Linked DNA regions of Homo sapiens: region 1 is linked to region 2. Evidence: chromatin loops called from intact Hi-C (ENCODE). Cell type or tissue: ascending aorta. All regions are shown on one strand. Links, peaks and the distances in the headings refer to the core of each region. The heading gives the core; the rest is flanking DNA. Region 1 holds the start of FAM242C (family with sequence similarity 242 member C). Region 2 holds the start of LOC124902939 (a long non-coding RNA gene).

Region 1 (8,321 bases), core at 57-8,056, 110 kb before region 2:
TCTCCATTCCAAGGGATAGATGACCCCCAACTGCATCAGGAATAGGGAAATATGCTTTGTTTATTTAAGAGTTTGAGGCTCCGACCTGGCGCCATTGACCTCACTCTCACTCACCCTGGGAGAGTAACAGCCTTGAGGGCATCAGCAATTCCATTTTTGGGAGCAGGGACAGGCTGACTGTGGTTTGCAGATGGCTGGGAGTGGGGAAGAATTGTCTAGGGGTGAGCCAAGGGGATGTGAAGGTCATAATCATGATTAATACATAAAACTAATTGATTCATCCCACATCTGGTTAGCAAAGCTTACTCCCCATTTCCCCCCTCATCTTTTTTTTTCTTTTTTGAGACAGGGTGTTGCTCTGTCACCCAGGCTGGAGTGCAGTGGCACGATCTCAGCTTACTACAACCTACGTCTCCTGGGCTCAAGCCATCCTCCCACCTCAGCCTCCCAAGTAGCTGGGACTACAGGTGCACACCACCATGCCTGGGTAATTTTTGTATTTTTTGTAGAGATGGTTTTGCCATGTTTCCCAGGCTGGTCTTGAACTCCTGGGCTCAAGCATTGCTTCCGCCCTGGCCTCCCAAAGTGATGGGATTACAGGTGTGAGCCACCGCGCCCAGCTGCTCCCTCCCCATCTTCTAATCCTGCTATTTGCATCCAAATAGTGAACTCTTGAGGGCAGGGTACATGTTAACCAGCCTAAAGGGCTCAGAGCAGAGCCATCTGGAGTACAAAGATAGTACAAGATCCCCAACTTGGACTGGATGAAAAGGGAGACAGAGAAATCAGAAAGGTTGGAAGGAAGAGAGAGAGAAAGAGAAATAAAGGAAGGGAGAAGCTAGAGAAAAGAGGGGAGGAAAAGCTTAAAGAGCAATGCTAGGCAGTGCTGGTCAGAGGCCTCCCTGAGACAGCACTGCAAGGTTTACTGTGAACATGCCTTTCTAGCCAGTGGTTTGGGGGTGCCCCAGCCCATCCTCAAGGCATACACTGCCCTTGGAGGAACTGGCTGACCTCAGTGACCTGCCCCATCCCACTTTTGGGAGACAAAGGAATTGGCTCTAAGAAACCTTGTGAATCAACCAGAGCACATGAGCAGGGCATGGGGAGTGCAGGCCCAACAGGCTAAAGATACCTAGCAACCTCAAGTTGATCCTCTCTATAGCTAAATCTAAAGTCACCTTACCAATTAATCTCTTTGTGTGTGTGAATTCAGTGAACTCTACTGCAGACCTAAGGTCCACTTGCCCGGGTAGGGAATGTCTTCCTTCCCTTTCATGTATGAGATCCTTTCTCTGGCTTTTCCAGGATTTGCAAACCTCCTCCCAAGCTCTTTGCAGATGAATCCAACCCCTCCTGGCATGGAGAAACTCCTTGACCTGAAAGGTGGTTTTCTGGGGCAGGGTTGGAGATAAGGATAGCAAAGGAGGAAGATTTTTCTTCTCACCAATGGAAGAAAATGAAGATCTCACTCCCAGCCTCCCATCCTCCCAACCCCTACACCCTCACACTCCCCTCCCACCCTTGCAAAGTGGACTAGGTCTTATCTTCATCCCTGTCTCATTTGCACATACTCAGGCAGGCTAACCAAAACTACAGAAAAACCCTCCAGTGCAAAGGGCTCATTTAACAAATGATCACCGGGCACAGTGGCTTATGCCTGTAATCCCAGCACTTTGGGAGGCTGAGGTGGGCGGATCACTTGAGGTCAGGAGTTCGAGACCAGCCTGGCCAATATGGCGAAACCCCGTCTCCACTTAAAATACAAAAATTAGCTGGCCGTGGTGGCACATGCCTGTAATCCCAGCTACTCAGGAGGCTGAGGCATGAGAATGGCTTGAACCGGCGATGTAAAGGCTGCAGTGAGCTGAGATCGTGCCACTGCATTCCAGCCTGGGCGACAGGGTGAGACTCCATCTAAAAACGAACAAACAAACAAACCAAAAAAACCAACAAACAACAAACAACAACAACAACAACAACAAATGATCAAACAGGCCCAAGCTCACAGAACCAGAGCACCCCCGAGCCCGGAACAAAGCTGCCCGGTCTTCAGACAGCCTCTGCCAGTAGGGTGGGAATGGAGGCACTTGGGGCTGCGGGTGAGAGGATTGAGCCCGGGAGAGGGGCCGCCAGGGTGGGAATCCACAAACAATTCCTGCCTCACTGGCCTCTTGTACTTCATGCACGCCTTTTGGAACCAGATCTGGACCTGCATGTCATACAGCCTCAACGCCATGTGTCCAGCTTGGCGTGCTGTGTCGGGGGCAGGTAGGGCTGCAGGAAGAACTCCAGCTCGCTCAGCTGCTTCGAGAAGAGAAGCCCGTATGCAGGCAGCCAGCCCCTGCCTCTACCTCCCACGGTTCACAGGCAGCCATCACCCAGGTCTGGGCCCTAGAGACGGCGGAGTGGTGGCGGTCAGGGCCTCCGCAGCCCAAGGTGAGGCGGGGAGGGGCCCCAACTGGCCTTTCTGCTCACCCTCCATCTCCTCTTTCCTCCCTGTGCTCCTCAGGAACCGGGATCCCCTTTCTGTTAACCGTTAACCTTAGTTGAGTTCGTGTTTCTCTTTCTCTCTCTCTCTACCCGCCTTCCCCTCACTCCCCTTATTCCTTCTTTATCTCACTGTATCTTCATTTCTCATTTTTCCTTCCTTCTTTTGCTTCATTTCTGCCCTACCTTCACTTTCTCTTTTTCTTCCATTCCTTCCCCTGTCCTTGCTTCTTTCCCTTGTCCCTGTCTTTCCTCCTTTTCTACCTATCTTTCTGTCTCCCTTCCATTTATTTTTTCTCACTTTTACCTCCCTTTCTTTCCCTTCCTTTTTCTTTTACTCTCTAGCTCTCTCCTTTCATTTGCTTTCTGTTTCTCTCCCTATTTTTCTTTTCTTTTCCTTTCTGTCTTTATCTCTAATCTTTTTTCTTCTATTTTCTATTTTAACAGGCCCCAGACTATCTCTAATCTTAAAAACCCAAACAAACCTAGTCCTGCTTCTTCCTTCTGCTCTTTATCAATATTCCTTTCATGTTATCTCTATCCCAGCCACCCTTCCAGAATACCTTTCTGTCTCCAGCATTAGGGCCTTTTCACATCTTTTCCTCTCTCCCAGTTTTTTCTCTTTGCTGTTCTGAATTTTTCCAGTCCTTTATGCTGTTTCCCTAGGCCTTCTTCTTATCTTCCTTTGTTTCTAAATTCCCTCTCAGCAGTAGGCACAAGGCACAAAACTGGCCCCTCCCCAGTAGAGGTTTTTGTCCTGCGTAAGCCCAGCCATCCTTCATGCATTTCTTTCTCAACTCCTGTCAACTTGAGACTCAATCTCAAGGGCCCGGGAATAGAGCTGTTTCCCCCTACTTGAGAAGTCAGGGCTGGGTCCACAGCTCCCTATTACAGGCTTAGGGAAGCCTTGCCAAACTGCTGTCAGTCCATCAATCCTAAGAAGAAAGGGGAAGAGGAGCAAGGAAAGAGAAAAAGAGAGATAGTCCCATAGATCTGTGGGACTGGGTTGGGGGTGGGGGGGTGGGGCGAGGGGTAGTATTGGAGAGGCAGGAGCAAAAAGGACCACATTCATCAAAGGGGGAGTGGGGTAGGCAGAGGACCAGACATCTTCTCTCAGAGCACACAAAGCCCCAGCAGCCTGCAAGAAGACGCCCAAGCTGGCTCCCACGTTTGCTTTGGGACTGGGGATGGATGAGGCCTTCCATTCCAAATCCTCTGAACTGCAGAGGTGTGAAGGGCCACAAGATGTGAGGAAAGAAAAGGGTTTACATTCGTTTTGCGTATCAGTGGATTTCGTGTCTGCCCCTGGACATGTCCTTCTCAAAGGCCCTTTTTTTGGGAGACCAAGCCAAACTCCCTGTTGGCAGTGCCAGCGGAAGCCCTCCTAAACCTCTCAGCTAGGCCAGTCCAACTCCGTCCGGGGCTTGCCAATGAGCAGATGCCGAGCAGGTGCCAGGGCAGGTGCTGGGCCACAGCAGAAAAACTTCAGGAATAGTGAAAACAAAGGCCTGGGCAGATTTGTGGCTTCTGACCCGGCAGGGCCAAGTGGCCTCTGCAGGTGTCTACCCAGGAAGGGCCAGAACACCACATGTTCCACGTAGGAATTTTCTCTCCTAGGATCCAGATCGCTTCCTGGCCCTTTCCAAGGAGTCGGAAGGTGTCCTCTGCCACTTGCCTGGCTCCTCCAGCTGGGTGCTCCCCAGGAGGGGCCCAACCTAAAAACTAAAGGCACAGCGCAGACCCTTGCCGCTTGGCTGGACCTCCCCGCCCAGGAACACCCCGGGCTCCAGGGTACCCCCCAACACCTGCAGCGGCCTCTGCCCTTGTCCACTTCCCCAGGCCACCCCGCAGCTTCTACACCGGCCTGGGCCCGCCCTTCCCCCTTGTCCTGGGCCCCAAGTTCAGCTGTGACCTCTGAACCCACCCTCTGCTCTTGACTGCCCTTTGAAGAACCTCTCCATTCCTTCCTCCTGGGGCATCTCTTGGGTGGGGGAGGAAATCTCAGCCCTGGGAGGAGAGTAGGGGCCTTTTCCTTGCCCTCCTTTGGGAACTGGAGAAGAGCGGGAGATTGTGCTGGAGGCGGGAGGGGGCACTCGCTTGGCTCCATCTCAAGGAAATGGGTCTCTGACTCAAATTGGATTCAGAAAAAAAAAAAAAAGATTTTTGGGAGTTATTCCCTCTCTCAGATCACTCCTAACTTAGAATCAACGTAAGGGCCCAGGACAGCAGGGGACCGCTCTGGGCGGATCCCCCGCCCCGTCCCGGCAGAGTCGGCAACTCGGGCTGGCATTTCCTTCCCTTTCCGCGGGGCGTGTCTGGGGATCTCCAAGCGTCTCTAAGGGCCTGCTGGGGTGAGCGGGTTTGGGACGCGGCTGGGTTTTTCTAGGCTGGTAATCGGTCCCGACTGGGGAATAAGCACACACATCCTTCCTTCAGTACGGGAAGCGGAGCACCCTCTCTCCCACTTTAGCCCTCGAAACCCCAACTCCGCTCCCTTCTCCATCTCCCCTCAAAAAACTTTTCCGAAGTTCCCCCAAGTTGCGTTTGAGGAAAGAAGTCGTCTCCCTCAGACTCTGGGTTTCTCGGCCCCTAACCCTCCCCTCAATCCTCAGTTTCGGAAGCAACCCTCCCCCTCCCCTGCCAGCTACCACCTTAGTCCCTAAACTCGGGGAGGAAAGCTGCTCTGACCCCATGCATCTGACAGAAGCCCAACCCCAGCCCAAATTTCTCCCGGGGGAAGGCAGATTAATATGTCAGCCTGCAGGGGAAACAGGGGTAAGGGGAGGGAGAGACCGGGACGGGGAGAGACAGATTGTTCTCGGGCTGAATCGCACCCGTCCCGGGCCCAGCTTACCTGCTCCGGACAGGCTCATCTAGATTTCCATCCTGCCAAAAGTTTGTCCTTCTCTCAAACGATTCCGGGAGGAGCGCAAACTCGGCTCTTGGGGAGGGCAGGCGGGCCGGGTACCCTTGAAGGCGCAGGCGCCTGATACAGAGCAGGCCCCGGGGAAGCAGGACTCGGGGGCACGGTCGCCAAAGTGGGGACCCGAGCAGCGATCCGGAGGGAGAGCATTCAGGCGCCCGGGCTGGGGGCTACACTGCTGGCGCGGGATGGCCCAGGACAGAGTGGGCGCTATAGCGTGAGTGGCCATCAGGGCCGGGCGGGCCCGGGGAACTGGAGGGAGAGGTCCCTGGGTCCCTGGCGACGTCTCTCGCTTTCTCCAGTTTCTGCCGTGCTGGTGTGCCCCAGCCCACAACATTCCCTCGACCTCTTCTGGGGCGGCGCTCAGGGCCCCCACATGGCGAAAAGGGAGGGTGAAGGGATGAGGCGCCCCTCCCGCCTTAGCCCCTCCTCAGCCCCCACGCCACAGCCCCCCCTTTCTCCCCAGAGCCGAGGGACAGACAGAGAATTGCGACTAGAATTCGATCGATTGGTACGAGGGACCACGTGGCCAGGGGCTGGCCAATGACCAGGCCGCCCGGGATGAGCTAATAATGGAAGCAATTTGTAACTTTCAGTAGCTCTCTAGGCCTGGGTACCGGAGGGAGGGAGGCGGGCAGAGGAGGGGAGATGGGCACCCCCAGTCTTTCCATCCTCCTCATTCGTCTAGGGGCACCCGAATCCCCTATTCCTTATTTCCCCTATCACTCAGGCACTGGCAGGGTCCTTGGCCCACTCCTGTTGGCCGCCGCGGCTCCAAAGCGAGGTAAGCTGGTCCTCTACCCCTCAAACTCTTCACAACCCTCACCCCGTTTACTAGCACCTGCAAACCACAGCCTCCCTTCCTGTCCCATTCGTGAATTTAAATCGGATTTTGTTTTTCCTCTTAGTTGAAAGAAAAAAAATATGTTTGTATTCTTTTGTGTAACCTATCTTGGATTTGGAGAAAATTTTAATTCAAATTAATACACTTATATTGGGGGGGGTGAGTGGTACTTTCTTCCTTTTCAATAAATTTGTATACTTGCTACTTTATGGAGAGTTTACTTTTCTTTGGGGATGAGTTACACCTTATGTTTTCACATGTGTTACTTCTTTAATGATAAGTTCAACTCCTTTCTCCATTCCATCCTCCAATTTTGCTATTTATAAATATCACCTAATAGATTTAGAGTTTATTCATTTTTCTCCTCCCTCACTAGTTTTTCAGCTGTTACAGAATCACCACAATTTATTTTCCTCTGTGTGTGGATGAGGTTTTGCGTTGATTCCTCTTTTTGTTTTGTAAATGAATTTATTGTTTGGGAAACTCTTGGGGGGTGTGTGTGTGTAAAAAAGGTCTTTTGATTAATTCCAACCTCTCCTCTTCTGAAGAACAATTTGCTTGAAATGTTTTGTGTATTTTCCTCGTTTTTATTTGTTTAAATTTGAGGTATTTTACCTTCTTTAAAACCTGGCCTCTTTTTAAAATTTAACCTTTTGCATGTTAAACCATTTTTAAGGTTTTTATTTTATAAACTTCAATGGTTAGTAGATTTACTTGCCTTTCCCTGACCTCCTTCACGCGCCTGCCTCCTCCATCTCAGAACTCCCATCTCCAGCTTCCACAATTCTCAGCTTCCAACGGACTCATCCTCCCCTCTCCTCCCAGCCAAGGAGGGATGCCTGGGAAGTAGACAGTGTCCTTCTTGGGTCAGAACCTATGCTCTGGTTCTAGTTCAGGACACCTCCAGTCTGACCTCCAAGCCGGCAAAACGAGTGAGAGCAGAATTTCTGTTCAACTTTTTCATTTGGGACTAAGTTCTTTACACTTGGCTGTATTCTGGAGAACTCTGATACATGAAATTGAATTTTAAATTCTCATTTTTTCCCTAAATTCTAAGAAAAGTGCAGGCAGATTGTTTTTCTTCCTTAAATGTAAGCTGAACAGCTTAGGGGTCAGCCCCTTGGGTCTTTTACCTCCTGGGGGAGACTTCTCAGAGAGACACACAGTGTTGATTCTTCCTTTTAGTTTTGGTTAAGGTAGAAGGGGCAGGGATTGGGGAAGCCCATATTGATCTCTGGCTCTAGCTCTGAACAAAGAAGGGTAGAGAGCTGGCCTGGGGACTTGTCCCTTTTGTCAGTAAGGTTTGGCTTAGGAGAGAGTTTGAAGTAAATCCCAGCTCTGAGGAAATTCTTCTTTTTAGCATTACTGTGAAAATAAACTATTAAAATGGTGTGACATGGCTTCAAACTATTCAGATTCCTTGAAGTAACAAAAATAAAATTACAAGAGTAATTCGTGTTTCCCAAAGGTCCGCCTCCAGTGACTATCCATTTCTCTCAGGGAAACGGAACCCAACTGGGCAGAAGTAAAACTGCCCCCCTCCCCTTTCAGTTCCCCAGTCACATTGACATTCTGGGCACATTTGGCCCAGCCCCCGTCCCTGTTTCTCCCAAGTATGAATCTAAATTACTATTAATAAGGGGCCGCTCGAAGTTAATTGGCATTAAAAGAATTCATTTCGATTTGTTAATATTAAATGAATGCTCTGCACTTTAGCTCCCTTCTTCGCCCTGGATTCCCAGATGAGTGATGGGAAGAGGGGGCAGGGAAGTAGAATGAGGATTTTATTTCTGGGTCTCCAGCTTAGCCACTGTGGTGCCTCCCCTGGGGGTGTGCGATCAGGCACAGTGGGGGCCTGCTTGGGGAAAGTCTGATGGTCTTTTTTGGTGAAATTCATCTGTTTCAGCAGGAGTTGTGGGGGAGGGTGGGTGGGGAGCAGAGGGAGAGGGACAGAATGGTTTGGGGGACTTTGTGGGGAGCGGAGGGACTAGGGAGAAAGTGGGAAGGGAAAGGGACGGAGGTCAACAGGAGTTTTGGAGAACAAGGGTTGTAGGCTGTCGGGGGTAA
Region 2 (8,321 bases), core at 141-8,140:
CAAGAGTCTTGGGAGGAACCCGATCACCTAGAGAGAGTAGCGGAAAACCCCTCCAGCCCCGCTCTGGTCCCTGCTTTCTTTTATGGGGTTTTCCACTGACATTGATATTTCCCCTCTGCTCTGTCTTTTTGTGTCTCTGGAAGGGAAAAAGGCTGGGAAAGGAGGCCCATCAATTCTCAGCCTTGGTAGCCCATACTCAGTGCTCCAGGCCACAGGCAGCGGGTCCAGCGTCCTCTCCCGTGCTGCCCGGACCAGCCGTCTCCCTGACCAGGTCTTGTCCTGGCTCAGATAGCGACGAGGATTAAAACGCAGTTCATCCAGTAACCAGATCTGGGTATTTGGGGGACCTTAGAGAACTCCCAATCTGCCGCCACGGATGCAGGCAAATCGGGCTGGGGCGGGGTGAGCGGCCGGCTGGGGCAAGCAGGGGGAGAAACAGATATTCACTGCATCCCTACCCCTTTTGGCTTGCCTTTTCCACAAGCTTCTCCAAGCACCCTGGCCAGCAGCTGCCCCAGATCACTGTCCAGAGGCCACCTTATTAACCACTCTGATCCCTTCATCGCTCCAGTGAGGCTTCCAGCGCCAGGGCCCTGACTACTCCGAACTGCTTGCAGCCCCACCATGCCCGTGAAAAGAATCCCGCAGAACTCAATTTCAAGACAACTGGTCTCCCTTGTAAAATAATTTCTAAGTTGGGAGAGTTTGCCAGGAGGTGTGGAGAGAAAGCAGAAGGGATTTAGTATTTCCCCAGTCCAGCTGCTTGGGCAACAAAAGCAATAAGGTCTGAGAAAGCCTTTATGGCATCCATTGGTTACTGGAACCCGCATACTCCGATTCCAGTGAGCACATATTTCCAGCAGAGCATGCACAGAGGGCCTGCTCAGTGCACCCGGTGCCTCCATGAGCCCACTCTCATCTAGTGAGGACTAACAAAATTTTGCATGAACATAAAATGGTGTTTGAGCGAATATAGGCATGGTAATATACAATTAACCACCAAGGAAATATGAGTCTGTATATATTCATGCATAAGCCTGAGTCTGTATATTTAAGCCTGTATATAATAAATATATAACACTCCCAAGCCTGGTTTCAGAACACAGCCAACCCAACAAGGTCGCCTTCTCCAAACAAGGTCGCATTCTGTCGGGATCACAACTGTCAGACCAGGGTGAGAAAGGGTTTGCTCTGCCCAATTCTCCTTAGCTAGGAACCAGCACATGAAATACAGCGGATGGCAGGGCTGACAAAGCCCCTTATAAGGGGGGCAGGCAAGCCTAAGGGTGCCCAAAGAGTGGGCTCAGAGGGGGAGGCTCCAAGGAATGTTGCCAGGCCCTGACCCACAGATTCAGTGTCTCTGCCCCGGGTGTGCAGAGTCCTTGAGCCAGATTCTATTCTCAGCCACCCTGGCTATTATTAGATAATCACAGAAGGGCTCTCCTGCAGGAAGGACCACGTCAGCAGGGAATGTGGCCTGCAAGGAGGCTTAGAGTTGCCACTGGTGGGTCCTCTTGTGCTTCTGTTTGAATGCCAGAGAGGGAGAGAAAGAAGGAGAAGGGAAAGAAAATCGAAAGTAACTGGGAAGCAGAGAGTTGGTGTTGGAGTCCACTGGGGTCCAGTTTATCCCCTGGCCAGAGTGGAAAATGAAAACAGAGCGCCGGTCGCTGCTGCTATGCCTTCTCTGCTTGCCTCTGTCTTGTAAGGATGGGTCTAGGGGTGAAGGGCATAGGATGGGGGTGGGGGAGCTGCAGGGCTGTAGCCAGGAAGGGACAGAAAATCAATTAAAATATTATATAAAGACACCTCAGGATGGTGCTGTTAAGCGGCCAACCTCGAACTCTAGCACCTCCAAATCTCGCTGTGGGTACACTCAGTGAGGTCGTTCTAGGATTAAGAGAAATACCTCAGCCTCGCCCAGGCCCGCCCCTCGGGTGGGAGGGGGCCCTTCTAATATTCTAGGTGAATCTCCACTGGCCTGAATGGCCTTCTCTGGAAAAGGTTTTCTTTCGGGGACGGACAAAGGACACTTGTGTTCCCCCCCATCAGCGGCCATCCACAGGGGCGGGGGCGGACAAAATGCAGGCGAAAGAGAGAAATAGAGGCCTCACCGGTCGGCGATTCCCACATTACTCCAGGAGAAAGGCTCCCTTTTTCGGGCCTCTCGGGCCCCTCTTGTGTCCCACCGCACTCCCTTTGCCCTTTTCAGGTCCCACAGACTCCGGGTTCCGGCCTGCCGCAGGCTGGATCCGCGGGGCATCAGCCACTGGGCCGTGCCTGAGCGGCGGGAGAGCGCGCGGCAGCCTGAGCAGGCGGCGGGCTGGGCCCATTTGGGGAGAGCCAAGCGCTTTTCTCGATCGTAAACAAGGAAAGCGAAATTAGCCCCTCGTCAGACGCCTCTGCCGACACACAAGTCCTACTGGGGGTGGGGGGGTGGGGGAGGGGGAGAGAAAATGCCATTTCTTCCCGCGGGAGAATACCTCAGAGGCCTTTATGATGGCTGCGAAAGGGGAATTTAGCGGGGGCAGAAAAGGAAGGGAAGGGGGTTGTGGGGGGAGGGGAGATAAAATTCACCGTCAGCTCTGGCCCAAACGGTTTGATCTGAATGCAAACTGTATTTTTAAAAATTTGATAAAAACAGGTTTCTTCCCCCATCCCCGCCCCCCCACAGGCGACGGGTCAGGGTTTAAACAGGAAATCGTGGAGCGATCCCCTCCCCCACTGGGACTTGGCGCAGAATCCCAGTCGCGCCTCTGGGAGAGGGTGGGGGTAGAGGGGGTGTCTTGGCTTAGATTAAGGTAAGTCTGGCCCCCAGGTTCTCTCGGACCTCGTCTGGAATATGTTCCCCCACGCCTCCGGGTGTGTCTGCCTGGGTGTGTAGGCGTTTGCGTGTGCGTCGCCGTTTATAAACAGAAATTCACACTTATGGGGCCGCCTCGGAGCCTCGGACCCAGGCCGGGGAGCAGGGCGGGGTCATATATCAAACTGCAACACATTCAGGGCCACGTACATTTGGAAGAAATTAAGCCACTGTGTTATGAAACCATATGCGTCGGGTTAAGACTATACAACAGGCCATTAGCACCAATTATTAGAGAGATCCCGAGTGCCCAGGACCCTCCCGCCGCCCCAGGCTGACGCCTCTACCCCATAAGCCAGCAGCCCCCGGAATCCTCACTGCCTCCACAGCACCTAGGAGACTCTACCAGGAGGACTGGGCCTGTCCCCGCCCAGCCTAGGGCCTTCCCCATTTCCACCTCCCCCCGAGGCGAGGCAGGTCCTAGCCCAGAGCAGCCATGCGTGGCGAGCGGGCATCCCGGTCCAGTGGGCATCCCGGCTGGGATGGCCGCGGCTGGGGGTGAGGGGCGCCGGACCCCGGAAGGGAAAGCCGGTAGGCCTCTTTTCTCTGAGCACAAGATGGCTTTTGAGTACAGCATCCCCCACCCCCACCCTACAACCTCCACCCTCCACCCAACGCAGGGCACCTCCCACCCTTCCATCCGCCCGAGTGGGGGCGGGAGCAGGGGGTGGGCAGACGCTCTCCTCTCGGCTGACGCGCACCAGCCACCAGCCTCCCCCCTAATTGCCAATTAACAGGCCCCGCCGGCCGCCTAGCTGCGCCGGCTTCCTGCTCGGCGGCCCGGCCCTGGGCCCACACTGCGCATGTGTGAGCTCTAGCAGTCGCGCTCTCTGGGAGGGAGGGGGCTGCCAGACAGGGAGGGGAAGCTGGAAAGTTTGTTTGGGGGTTGGGGGGCTAACTTTGCTTAGGGGGCAATGGGCACAGCCTCTAAGTTCTCTCTCCTGCCTGGAGCTTGAGCTTCCAGTTCCGCTCCGACCCAGTTCCATTAGCCAAGAGACCGAAGATCTATAATAAGCAGGTACTGACACAGTGGGCAGCAGAGAGCTGGCGCCCTAGACCGCCGGCTTGAGCCCCACAGGTGCTGTTCCCTTGCCTCCCCACCCCCAACTTGGCACACAGTGACATCAGGACAACACAATCGCCCCACTACCAGTTACCGGTATTCCAGTTTAACCCCGTTTCTCTCCCCCCGCCAATTTTCCTCCCCATAATTAACTACGCGCCCACCCTCTCGCCAGCCCCCTCTTCTCCCTAACCAAGAGAAGCCGCTGCTGTCCTATTCTTGAAACCGCCACGGACCATTAGTTACATATTTGAACCAATAAGGAAACACTTACCGAGCGCTGCTGTCACTCTCCCTCTCTCCCTCTCTGCCTCTCTCTCTCCCACTCTCTTTCTCGTCTTCCCTCATTCTGTGCCGCTGCCGAGCCTGTCTCAGCTCCACACACACACACATATACTTTATATAAATTCAAAAATAAAAATAATTATAATCATCCAAAAGCCAAACAAAATTAAGGAGAGTTGCAAGAAGGGGGCAGGAGGAAGAGCCTGGGAGAGAGGAGGGGCGGAGGCATCTGCAGCTCCCAAGCTCAACTCCTGCTCCTGCATTCCTCCTGCCCCTTGGGGGCCAGAGGGTCGGGAAGGAAGAGAGAGATGCCCTCAACTTCTGTCTCTCCCCTCCCATCCCCACCCTCCCCAGCTGCCCCCAGCTTCGGCAACTCCACCTGGGAGGAAAAAAAATTAAATGGGGGAAAAATAATTATTAATCAGATTAATTTAAAAAAAATACTGCTAATGAAGGGAGCGCCCAGGGCAGGTTTCCCTGGCAATGGTTAGGCTCTTACAGGGAGGACTGTTCTGCGGAGCGCTCGGAACGGACAAACCACAATAAAAAGTTCACGTTCATGGATGGAATCCACATGACTTCTTGTGGCCAATCCAACTTGTGAGTCGATCGTAAACTTTTATTACTCAGCTGTAAATTTTCTGCAAACAACCGGGAATGCGATGCATTTGTGTAGCGTGTGCAAATGGGCGCCGCGGTCGCCATGTTTACCCAATTCTCTCATAGAGGGAGCATCCCCGGACCCCCACCCCACCCCTACCCCCACCCACCGCCCACTCCCCACGGGCCAGGCTGCTGCAGGCGAGCGCAGAAAGAGCTGAGGGCGGACGCCCAGGCGAAAGAAAGCTTCAAGCACTGAGGGTCGGTTGCCTCTCCTGGCTTGCCGAGTTTTAAATATTGTCCTTAATAAATGGGGGCATTAAGGTTGGATCAGGCGGAATTCAAAGCTTTGCAAAGATTTGTGGCCTTGAGGCAGTGATGGCTGGTGAATTGCAGGGATTGAAAGGGTGCCTCCCTACCCCTACCTTTTTTTTTTTTTTTTTTTTTTAGTAAGAGAACAACATCCCCTCTATGCCGTACCCCTGAAAGCTCCTACTCCACCCTAGACAGGAACAGTAGTGGAAGACCACTGGCAGCCACCCAACCAAACCTGACCTGGAGTGGTCTGAAGAACCTAGGGGACTAGACCTACCCTGGGCAATCCTGCAGTGCAGCAGGAGAGGTGAGAATTGGGGTCAACTTCTAGGACCCTCAAAACGACCCACATCCCCGGGGTCCCTTTCTTAGAGAGAATGACATTTTCCCCCAAGACCATCCCTAGTTTCCCTTCCCAGTTCAAATGGTGGCTTATTTGAAATCTTTTTACAATTAAAAATAAAATTAAAGCCCAAGATCTTGGTCTCTACTTCCTTTTTGCGGGGAGGGGTGCAAGGCAGTAAGCCTTTTGGATCGTGTCAGATTGCCCATACCCACCTGCCTTTCTCAGAAAAATTTCCTGATTCAATGTCTGGGCAGCTGGGATGTACTACCGAGGCCTGAAAAAATAACCTTTTACTGCCCTGAATTCCACCTTCTGTGCTAAAATTTCGAGCAGCCTGTTTTTCCAGACCCCTAATTTTGAAGGTGAGTCCAGAATAAATTCCCCCATAGAGACTATTTGCCGGGGGAGGGGTTGCAGGCAGGTCACTCTCCCCACGGGCTCGAGATTTGAAGGCCGGCATCTCTCCACTTGGTCCCGCATCAAGCTGGCATGGGAATCTCAATGGTTGGGTGCCTCAACCCTGACCAAGAGGGGATACCTCATGCCTTCCCCAGACTTCCTCCATAGTAAGAAAAGCAGTTCCCTAGGCCGGATGCAGGGACCTCGTTTCTTTTCACAAACCCACCCATAAATTTTATAACAGGTAGTTAAAAATTACGACAAGGAAGCGCTGGCCCAGCTTTTCACAATGGGCAGCGGGGAGAATGGGACGGCGCTGCGGGCAGCTCACCGGAAATTTTACTTCTAGACTGTGGCACAACCTGTCCTGAATTCTCCCTAATTGGGCGGGGTAACTTTCCCAGCCAGCAGGCAGTCATTAGGGCATCTTATCTGGGGAAGATAAGACTGGGGAGACCAAACCACTCGCCTATCCAAGGGTCCCTCAAGGAGCCCTTCAGGACGCTCACTACCTCTCTCACCCACCCCCAGATCTCTTGCAGGTCCGCACCTTCCTTGGCTGATGCAATGAGGGAGTGGGGAGGAAAAAAAATTTAATCCAGAGAAACGAATTTGCCCCCCAACTTAATAGCTGCATTATTCCAGCTCTACGGTTGAGATTAGAATAATAAATTCAAGGAGCAATGAGCGAGATGCTTCAACTCAGCATTTTGAAAGATACTATTTTTCACAAATCACAAATGGCTTTCGGAAGCCACTTTGATTGGCTAATAAAAAAGTAAAGAATGGGAGAGAAAGTCCTATCTGCAGCAGCCGAATGGTCCCCATTCCGGTAATGGGACGGCGGGAGCATTTGGGAGGACGCGATTCTAAAGAGAGCGCATCCCGCTCACAATTACGTTCCCCCATAAAACGGGTTTTTACCTCCATTTCTTTCCAAACGAGAAAACAGAGGCGGTGGGCAGGAGGGGTGGGGGAGCGGGTACTGCATGAGGGGGTGGCTGGGGCTCCCTCGGCTTAGCCCTCTCCATGCCTGGCATCTCGAGTAAAGCCGGGCGCCAGACGCACCCCGCCCTCCGACGCGCCGGGCTTGGGGCCACGGACATTGCTGAACAGGACAAGGGATAAATGGCACATTTGGTGTGGGGAAAAGGCGGCGAGGCCCTTCGGAGCCATTTAATGCTGGGTTCATTCCGCTAGGCTACTGGGCCAGATATTTTTATTAATAGCAATCATAATTCCACGTTTAAAAACGAAACGGGACCTCAGCCATCCCTCGGAGTATGGAGGACACGCCTGTGGGAAGGCCTGAGGTCTGAGCGAAATGGCCTCTTTTCTGGCTTCCCTGGTGGGTAGCCGGTGTCTCCCACTGAGAACAGGTTACCTGGCTGGTGCCGCTGCTCACAGCAGGGACCCCAGGTTAGAGAAGATTTCCCGGAGCTCCTGCTCAAAGCTGCCCCAGCTGCCTGCAGCCTGTGCTTCCAATTCACAGCCTTTCTCGGACTGCAGGAGTCCCCCTGTGAAGGAAGCCCGACTCAATTCTCTACTCAGGCCCGATTTTCAGGCCCGGTTTGCGTGGGGACCAGTGACTGGGACCTGGGTGAAATTCCACAAAACAAGAGTTGGCCTGGGCCTAGGTCTGGGAAAATCATTGACCAGGAGCTAGACAGATGAGGGGTGGGGAGGACAGAGAGAGAGAGAGAGAGAGAGAGAGAGAGAGAGAGAGAGAGAGAGAGAGAAAGAAGAGAAGAGAAGAGAAGAGAAGAGAAGAGAAGAGAAGAGAAGAGAAGAGAAGAGAAAAAGAAAGAAAGAAAATCTGGCCTCAAAAATATTTCAGCCTTCGGGGGTCTGGTTTTTAAGACCAGAAGATCCCTCCCCTCCCTTTTCCCCTCTCCTGACTGAGTCAGAAGACTTGTATCTCTGGAATTTGGGATTATTTGACCAGAATCTTATTGGCATAAACAGAATTTTTAAGTCCAGGACTCTCCAGAGAGAAGTGAGAGACCCTTCTACCCCCTGGGTCCCTGAGCCTTCAATTCTTCATTTTGGGGAATGAAGATACCAATAAAGACGCCCTCTTACCCCGCTGTGACTGGGGTGGCAGGATGTCCACTCAGCAGGCCCATCCTCCAGGCCAATGGCCCACACTATGGGGGCTGGGTAAGCTGACCAATTGCCAAGGTGAAGTGGGGAGTGGACTTTAAACCGTCTGAACAGAAGTTGGAGTGGATGCAAGCGGGCTGAATGACAGTGATGACAATCTTCCTGTGCAGAGGATTGAATGTGAATTTCAGGATGTGGGCTCAGGCTGGTTGCCTACGAGCTCACTTACTTTCCCCTTCCTTTCTCCTCTCCTTCAGGCTTAAGCTTCCTCACCCTCCATTCTTAGCATCCCCCATCTTCAGGCAAGCCCTGCAGACAGGCCAGCCAGTTGCCCTGAGCCTCACACATCC

The links. Hi-C counts contacts between places; a loop is a spot of excess contacts. Peaks named below come from ENCODE experiments on the same cell type or tissue, not always from the same donor. Only the 100,000 strongest peaks of a DNase experiment are listed, where the experiment ranks them.
Region 1: it touches region 2 in a loop (2.3-fold over the local background); 8 of 110 quality-filtered maps call a loop at or near these places.

What each region holds. Positions count from the first base shown.
Region 1 is chr12:54,123,633-54,131,953 of GRCh38, reverse strand. FAM242C (family with sequence similarity 242 member C) reads left to right here and starts at 5,559. Exons shown (of 3, transcript NR_170197.1): 1 at 5,559-5,627; 2 at 6,141-6,194. It overlaps LINC02381 (long intergenic non-protein coding RNA 2381), which reads right to left and starts at 5,883. Exons shown (of 2, transcript NR_026656.1): 1 at 5,342-5,883. RefSeq lists enhancers at 4,240-4,875, 4,876-5,509. In ascending aorta, for the core only: no CTCF peak of the experiment used is centred there; DNase peaks (open chromatin) are centred at 4,407, 4,793, 5,813 and 7,808; H3K4me3 peaks cover 2,887 bases; H3K27ac peaks cover 5,472 bases.
Region 2 is chr12:54,013,291-54,021,611 of GRCh38, reverse strand. LOC124902939 (a long non-coding RNA gene) reads left to right here and starts at 3,865. Exons shown (of 2, transcript XR_007063323.1): 1 at 3,865-4,808; 2 at 5,259-5,599. It also overlaps a transcript of HOXC4 not described here, a transcript of HOXC5 not described here and a transcript of HOXC6 not described here. RefSeq lists enhancers at 1-3,158, 3,090-3,159 and silencers at 3,200-3,469, 3,540-3,709. In ascending aorta, for the core only: a CTCF peak has its summit at 3,855; DNase peaks (open chromatin) are centred at 1,411, 2,761, 3,581, 4,911 and 4 weaker places; H3K4me3 peaks cover 5,661 bases; H3K27ac peaks cover 4,900 bases.